Linked DNA regions of Homo sapiens: all the other regions are linked to region 1. A link is an interaction called in ENCODE POLR2A ChIA-PET data of the cell type or tissue named here. Cell type or tissue: HepG2. All regions are shown on one strand.

The links. Peaks named below come from ENCODE experiments on the same cell type or tissue, not always from the same donor. Only the 100,000 strongest peaks of a DNase experiment are listed, where the experiment ranks them.
Region 2: POLR2A ChIA-PET joins it to region 1 with 21 read pairs; 2 of 35 experiments call an interaction of 5 or more read pairs at or near these places.
Region 3: POLR2A ChIA-PET joins it to region 1 with 11 read pairs; 3 of 35 experiments call an interaction of 5 or more read pairs at or near these places.

The regions. Positions count from the first base shown.
Region 1 is chr2:20,616,569-20,619,068 of GRCh38, reverse strand. HS1BP3 (HCLS1 binding protein 3) reads left to right here. Exons shown (of 7, transcript NM_022460.4): 7 at 1-1,251. The coding sequence ends at 82. Among named protein-coding and RNA genes, the nearest start is that of HS1BP3-IT1, 25 kb to the right of the region's middle. RefSeq lists enhancers at 861-970, 1,355-2,246. In HepG2, a CTCF peak has its summit at 1,013; a DNase peak (open chromatin) is centred at 938.
Region 2 is chr2:20,537,485-20,539,984 of GRCh38, reverse strand. LOC102724948 (a long non-coding RNA gene) reads left to right here. Exons shown (of 3, transcript XR_939794.3): 1 at 1-115; 2 at 480-814. Among named protein-coding and RNA genes, the nearest start is that of HS1BP3-IT1, 54 kb to the left of the region's middle. In HepG2, no CTCF peak of the experiment used is centred here; DNase peaks (open chromatin) are centred at 484, 1,104, 1,774 and 2,374; H3K4me3 peaks cover 1,099 bases.
Region 3 is chr2:20,416,136-20,418,635 of GRCh38, reverse strand. It overlaps LOC105373465 (a long non-coding RNA gene), which reads left to right. Exons shown (of 5, transcript XR_001739317.2): 3 at 1-25. Among named protein-coding and RNA genes, the nearest start is that of RHOB, 30 kb to the left of the region's middle. In HepG2, no CTCF peak of the experiment used is centred here; a DNase peak (open chromatin) is centred at 1,195; H3K4me3 peaks cover 554 bases.

The DNA of each region.
Region 1 (2,500 bases):
CCAAGCCATGGACGAGATGGACATCTTGCAGTACATCCAGGACCACGATACACCAGCCCAGGCCGCCCCCAGCCTCTTCTGACCCTTCCATGCTGGCCCCTGGCCCAGCAGGCCTGTCTGTGGGGACATCGGTGTGAAGGGAAGGGACTGGGCCCTGCAGGGTCAGAACCTCCCCACCCCCAGGGGAGGCCAGGCAGAAGCCTGGGTCACAGCACCCAGAACTGCATGGTTCCATTTTCTCCGGGGCTGTGGGGCCAAAGTAGAAGCCTGCGGGCTGCGGGAGCGGCTCTCACCCTAGGAGCCAGAGCCCAATGTGTCTTATTCCCCGTGGACATGAAGGGGAGGGAGGGTGTGGGGATGCCTTGCCAACCAGAAGCCCAGCCCCAAGGATGAAGCAAGACATGTGGGGCCGTAGCGAGGTGTCACATGGGGCAGGGAAGCTTCATGCCCACGGGTTCTGCCAGCCCCAGCACAGACCCAAACTGGGGCTGGGCCTCTATCCCTCCTCTGCCTCTGTTCGCATAGTAAGAAGGAGTGACCGGTATCCTCCCCTTCCCCTACCCTAAGCTGTAGCCTGGGTGACTGACTGGCCTGGGCCTGGGGTGGGGACGTCCCCAAGCCAAATTACTCCAGGGCCTCTGCTCCTCGTGGCTGCCAGGGGCCTGCAGGGTCTGGGTGGGTCTCCCAGGAGAGGAATACTGAGTGGGAGATCGGCTGTCTGGAGTGTTCTGATGCAAGTCTCTCTCTCCTGAGCCTCCTCTTGATGCAAGCTCTAAAGGGAGAAGTCAGGCCCTGCCTCTCCAGGGTATAGACGGCCCTGCTAGGCCCCAGTTCTTCCTCCTTCCCCCTTTCCCAGGAAAGGCCAGCCCAGTCCATGGCCTTCTTGGGCCTCTGGGCACAGAGCCAATGTTCGTCATTGCAGCTCTCAGCAAACTGGGTCATAGCTTTCCCCACAGCTCAGCCTGGGGCCTGGGCAGGGCTCCCAGCCTGCACCGCCTCCCACTGCCAGTGGGGCATGATTCTCTCAGGCTTCTGCCCCGAGGCCTTCGTCGTCCTCAGGGTCTGGACTTGGTCAGTGGCCTTTCACCAGTGGAGCTGCCTTCCCAGGGAGAAGGAGCCGTGCGCCAGGGCAGGGCCCGTGCCTTAGACTTCTCCCGACCCCCAGAGCGCTGGTACACAGGTCTAGGCACCACACAGTGCTTTGGAAATTCTCAGTGAATGATGTTTAATAAAGCAAAAAATGTCAAGGTGTCTTTCTTGGATATAATTCTTCATGTTCAGAGCTAGTTTTTTGTTTTGTTTTGTTTTGTTTTTTAATGAAACAGTAGTTTTAAAGGAAATGCAACCACTATTGCTCCTTGGCCCTGTCCTGCCTGGCAGAAGCATTGAGCGGGTGGGACTAGGACCTCAGACCCTTTTCTGATAGACACCAAAGCCAGCCCTGAGGGAGCCCCCGGCTGATGGTGCGGGTGGTTTGCAGCCATCAGTGTTGAGTGTCTCAGCTCCTGGCCCGTGCCAGGACCTGTCTGCTCTGTCCTGCATCTGATCACGTCCCTCTCCAGCTGTGGCGCCCTGTCCTGAGCAGCTTCCCCTCCACCAGTGCTAGAGTGAGAGGAAACAGGTGGTTTTGGGGTCGAGAGCTGACTCCCTCCTCCTCCGTCTTAACCCAGGCTCAGAGGGTCAGCTCCCTCCCCAGGGCTCTGAGCCAGCTCTGGGACAGCTCCAGCACCGGCTCCACCCATTTGCCTTCCCCCTTCACACCCGCCCCTCCTTCCCAGCACTCAGCCCCGGGCCCTGCATCCCTTGCTGACTGCAGCGGAAGGTCTCAGTAGGAGTGGGGAGGGGATGGGGCCAGGTCTTCCTCCGAGAGGTGGCTCCAGCTCTCCTCTGGGCTTTGTCCCCTCCCTGCCCTTTCTGCACCCTGATGCTGGCTCCCTGCCTCCTGCTCCCCACCTGCTTTGGGTCAAGTGACATAGGAGCAGAGGGCACAGCGGGGTAGGTGGCCACAGGGGCTGGTGCTCTGCTTGGGGTCACTGGCAGAACCTGGCCTGCCCGTTGTGTATTCATCCACTGTGGACGCCACCTCCTCAGTGGTCTGGACTCTCTGGACACCATCACAAAGACCCCCAGATATTGATGCTCCAGTATCTGTGGCTTGTTCTTCACCCACAGGACTGCGACTCATGGCCAATCAATGATCCTTGTCGCCTGATAAAGCCTGTGCCTGTGACCCATTCCAGCCTGTGTTAGTGATGTTCTTTTCTGTGCCTAGGCTGATGGCAGACCACCAGGGAGGGGAGAGGGGGAGAGGATTGTCCTTTAAAACAATGGACTCAGCCAGGGAAGCTGCCCTGCCCCAGTCACCCAGGCTGCTGCTTAGGGTAGGGGAAGGGGAGGATTCTGGTCACTCCTCACTATGCCAACCAAGGCAGAGGAGGCATAGAGTCCCAGGCCCAGTGTGGTCATCGGGCCAGTAACTGCACAGCCAAGACCCATGTAG
Region 2 (2,500 bases), 79 kb after region 1:
TCTCTGTCATGTGCTGAGCCCCAAGCTTACCCATGCCTCCTGCCGTGGGGACCAGAGAATGAGAAGACCACCAGGGAGACCCGCCCTGGAGACCATGGTGTGCTGCTGACTCACGGTGAGGCGGTTTCCTGAGGCGGGAGCGAGCCCCAGCCACCCACAGGAGTGTCTTCCAAGGGAGTGGAGGTGTGGGGAGACCAAGGCAAGCCCTAAAGGGTGCCAGGTATGGAGAGGGACAGAGGGGAGAGTCCACATCCAGGCCTCTACTGGGATGGGTGTGGTTTCTCCAGGGACAAAGCCATGAGTGAGGAACCTTATGATGGAGTGTGGGAGAAGGGGTGGGGGGCTCCAAGGAGGCTCAGCCAGTACCCAGGGCTGCTGTCTTCCCAGCGTGACTCACCGGGGCTTCTCCTCCTCCACCCAGCCCTGCCCCTCCATCTGTAAGATCTTTGATCTCACAAACATATTCTGTGCCCTTCCAGAGAATGACATCACCAAGTGTGCCCTCTGTCCTGTCACTTGGAGCTCCTGGAAGCACAGAATGTCCCTCAGCCTGGACACTGCCCCTGGCCTGGGGAGGTAGATGCTCCCCACCTCCCCTCCTGCCCTAGTGCAGAGGAAAGAAGATCAAATCTGGAGTCAGCAGACATAGGAGTCTAATCCCTGGTTCTGATATATCTAGGCAGTCATTGCCTTAGCCACACTCAGCCTTAATCTCCTGATCTGCAAAATGGGGAGAACCACACTAACTTTGCAGTTTGCGGTGAGAGTCAAGGAAACCCACGTGAGAAGTGTCTGGCACTGTGCCTCGCATGTAGTAAGTACTCACTAAATACTCGTTTACAGTTTTTTTCCCCTCCCTGTCTTAACCTTTTTTTCTCCAGTAAGTGACTGGGGACAGGAGTCCACTCTAAGAACCTCTGCCTGCCCTCAGAACTCCGTGGCCAGTGAGGGCTGCATGACCCCTTTGTGCTGGGAAGGTGCATCTCAGGACACTGACCTGCCTGTGCCCAGGCTCATGGTGTGGGCAGAGAAACTGTGGGTGAGACCTTTGTGAAAATGGAAACCCAGATGACCGGGAAGGGGAGGGGCCCCAGGAGGAGGGAGAACCAAAGGTCCTTGCTGTCTGTTATTCCACCTGTTTGTTTTCCCCTAATCCCCAGCCCACAGGGAGCTGCCACATTTCCCCTGACTCCCCCAGCGGGCCCAGCTCAGGGGCAGAGGCCGAGCAACACAAGCTGATCAGGCCACCATCACTGTTGGCTTCTGTGCCCAGGGGGTCCCTGCAGCCACCATCAGGAAAGCTCCCACCCTGGGGACAGTCTCTCCTGCCTCCTGTTCTTCCTGGGGTCAAAGACGTGCTCCTGCTCAAGGGTGAGCAGGTGCATGGGCTGGTGCCACCAGCTGGTACAGTGGCTCCCTTCTGCTCCCATGAGGGGCCTGGGAGATATTTCAGGGCTCTGTCCTCAGCCAAGCGTGGACTCAGCCAAACACTTGGGCAGGAGGGATGGTATCTTGTTGCCTTCAGGGCTTGGCTGAGCCCAGGGTCGAGAGCATTTTCAGATAGATGCCTGCTAACACACCAAACACGTCACTCCTTAACAAGATCTCCCTTGTGCCAGGGCTTGAGCTGAGCTCCAGGGAGTGAGAGAAAGGGGACCTAACAGACTTGTGGGAGACGAGCGTGAAGACAAAGCAATGACCCCAGATAGGCCAGTCGCAAATGCCAGGAAAGATCCACGGACCCTGGAGTTTCACCTGGACCTTGAGAAACAGAATTTGAATATTGTGGAGATTAACAAAACAAAACACCACAGGAGCAAAGGTCCTGAGTGAAGCTGGCCCTTTGGGGCTGGTGTATCTGGTCAGCTGGTAGGCATGGAGGGCCCACCCCACGGGGAGAAGCCAGGCAGAGAAAGAAGGCTGGAGGCGGCCGGAAAAGACGGAAAAGACACAGGTGTCAGGCGACGTTTGAATTGATTTTCAGCACTAGGGAGCCATCTCTGATCAGGGAGTGGAGTGAGCAGAAATGCCTTCTGGAGGAGGCCTTGAAACCACCTTTGCAAAAATGGTATCAGTGAGAAAATTATGACAGTGAAAGAGATCTCAGCTAACCTACCCCCAATCTTTCCTTTCCCTTCCTTATTCCTGGGTATTGGGCCGAGCTAACTTTGAAGACATTTAGGCTGTAGTTTAAATGGTAACAGGCCTTGTCCCAAAACGCAGCTGCTTTTGTAAAGCTAATGAGAGGCCATCAGGCCTGGGGGAGTAGAGGGCCCTGACTCCTGCTAAGGCGCAGACATAAAAGACTGTCAGCCACGATGCCAGAGGTCAGAAGACAGGCAACTTCCCTAATTACTCCTGCAAATAATGCCAATGTTGTGAACCTAAGGTCGGCCTTCCGAGATACCTTTTCAGGCCTTTTGCATGTCTGACACCCATGGCTCCACCTGGACCCGCCAACCTTGCCCCTGTGGCCCCACCCAGAAGTGACTCAGCACCC
Region 3 (2,500 bases), 200 kb after region 1:
TTCAGTTAGAGGCTGAGGGCCTCAGGTGGGTACCTTTTTGGTAATGAGTTCATCTCAATTCAAAGAGCCTGGGACTCCACATTCTGGGACTCCAGCTACTTTTATGTATAAAATTATGGGCCCAGAACATGTGCATTTTCAGAAAAAATGGGTTAACCTCACTGAGACAACTTAGAAAAGATAATGGGGAAGTTTTAATTTGGTTAAAATTATTTATTTGCAAGTCATATGAGAAAAAAGGAATCAGAATCCCACATAAAAACAATAGTATGTATCCTTTAATTAGTATAGGAAGATCTAAAAGACTGAACAAATCAAAAATTGCATCCGTAAAAGATTCTTTGCAAAAAGCAAGTGAAAATCTTAAACAACAGACTAAGGACATCATAAAAGAGGACTAAGGCCGAGCACAGTGGCTCATGTCTGTAATCCCAGCACTTTGGAAGGTCAAGGTGGGAAAATTGCTTGAGTCCAGGAGTTCGAGACCAGCATGGGCAACATAGTGAGACCTCATCTCTACAAAAACATAAACAAAATTAGCCAGGTATAGTGGTTTACACCTGTAGTCCTAGCTACTTGGGAGGCTGAGGTGGGAAGATTGCTTGAGCCCAGGAGGTTGAGGCTTCAGTGAGCCAAGATTGCACCACTACACTCCAGTCTGAGCAACAGAGTGAGATCCTGTCTCAAAATAATCATTAATAGTAATAACAATAAATTACAATAAATTATTTTTGTTGTTGTTTTTTTGAGATGGAGTTTTGCTTTTGTTGCCCAGGCTGGATGGAGTGCAGTGGCACGATCTCAGTTCACCACAACCTCTGCCTTCCGGGTTCAAGCAATTCTCCTGCCTCAGCCTCCCTAGTGGGCTGGGATTACAGGTGCATGCCACCATGCCTGGCTAATTTTATATTTTTAGTAGAGATGGGGTTTCACCATGTTGGTCAGACTGGTCTCAAACTCCCGACCTCAGGTGATCCACCTGCCTCAGCCTCCCAAATTGTTGGGATTACAGGCGTGAGCCACCACGCCCGGCCTATAATAAATTAATTTTTAAACTTTCCACTGGTAAGATACTTTGAAAAGAAACAAGGACTATGTTCTTACTGAACTAACCACAACTGTTTATTCTCTTTATCCATCCCCAACTAAATATTCTGAGTCCACTAACCTTGCTAAATTACCCTTTCACCCTGAAGAATATTGACAAAAGAGAAGGCAAACAGATGTCTTTACAAAGTAAGACCTCTGATCAGCCAGGCCTTCCTGCTGTAACCACTTTAACTCCATGATCTAAAATTGAGCTTAGAGCCATTGTAAAAGACTTCCCTGATGCAAGGAGAAACCCTCAAAAATTTACTGAGGAATTTAGAATCTTCCTAGGAATGGAGGATCCAGGACTCCTTGACCTTTACCAATTTATTCACATGATATTGGGACCTGGCAAATGGATGCCAGCAACAGAATGGAACACACATGAGGAGGATATTAAAGACCCCTCCAAGACCTCCTCATGGGAAGGGCCAAAAGGAGCATGAAAAAATGCTGAACCCCTTCTAGATTCAATTTCTAAGATTTTTCACACATTTTTGTCTTCTGGTTTGCATGATGGACCAATCACATTCACCAAAAATTGATTGGTCCATGATGCAATCCTGCAGACAAGAAAAAAAAAAGATGAACCAGTTTCACATTATAGAACTCACTTAGAAACACTATTTCAGAAACATTCTGGGCTCAACATATGGCAAGGAGCATTTCCTGCAGAGACTGAAACGGCATAAACTGTTCTATTTATAAGCAGATTTTGTCCTGAACTTAGCAGTTTAATTAAAAAACATAAACCTAGATGGGAAGTGACAGATATGACTGAATTGGTGGCTGTAGCTGAACATTTTGAAAGGGCTCTACAGGAAGAAAAAACCCAAAGATTAACAAGCCTATGTCCCTTCAACCTTCAAAAAGCTGCAACCTGTGAAGTTTTTTCAACCAAGAGGTCCTGAAACAAGAGGTCCCAAAGTATCTCCCTTTATTGCAAATGACTAGAAAAGAGACACTGGAAAAGAAATTCTCCATTTTTCTGACAGTCCACCAATAAGCCTCTTTCCTTTAGGCTAGAGAGAGCCCAAGAGATTTTAGCTCTCGTGATAATTGACCAGACTCTAAGAGAGTCCCCTGATAAAGTGCTGCCCATAACACCTCTAAATAAACATAGAGAAACAAGAGTTAGAATAAAGGAAATCTTGTACAATCCTGGTGGATACCAAAGCCTCCTATCTACCATAAAGCCACTTTAATAGATCAACAAATCGCTGAGAGTAAAAACGTTATGTTTTTTGCTGGGGGTTTTGAATGAAGTTCAAGAGGTTCCTATGTTTGAACTCGTTCAATGGACTTTGGGGCCATTTTCAGAAAAAACATACTTTTGTACTGTGGGATACTACTCCAGTAAACTTCCTAGGGCAAGACTTACTTTCAAAGCTAAAAGAATGCGGGCAAGATG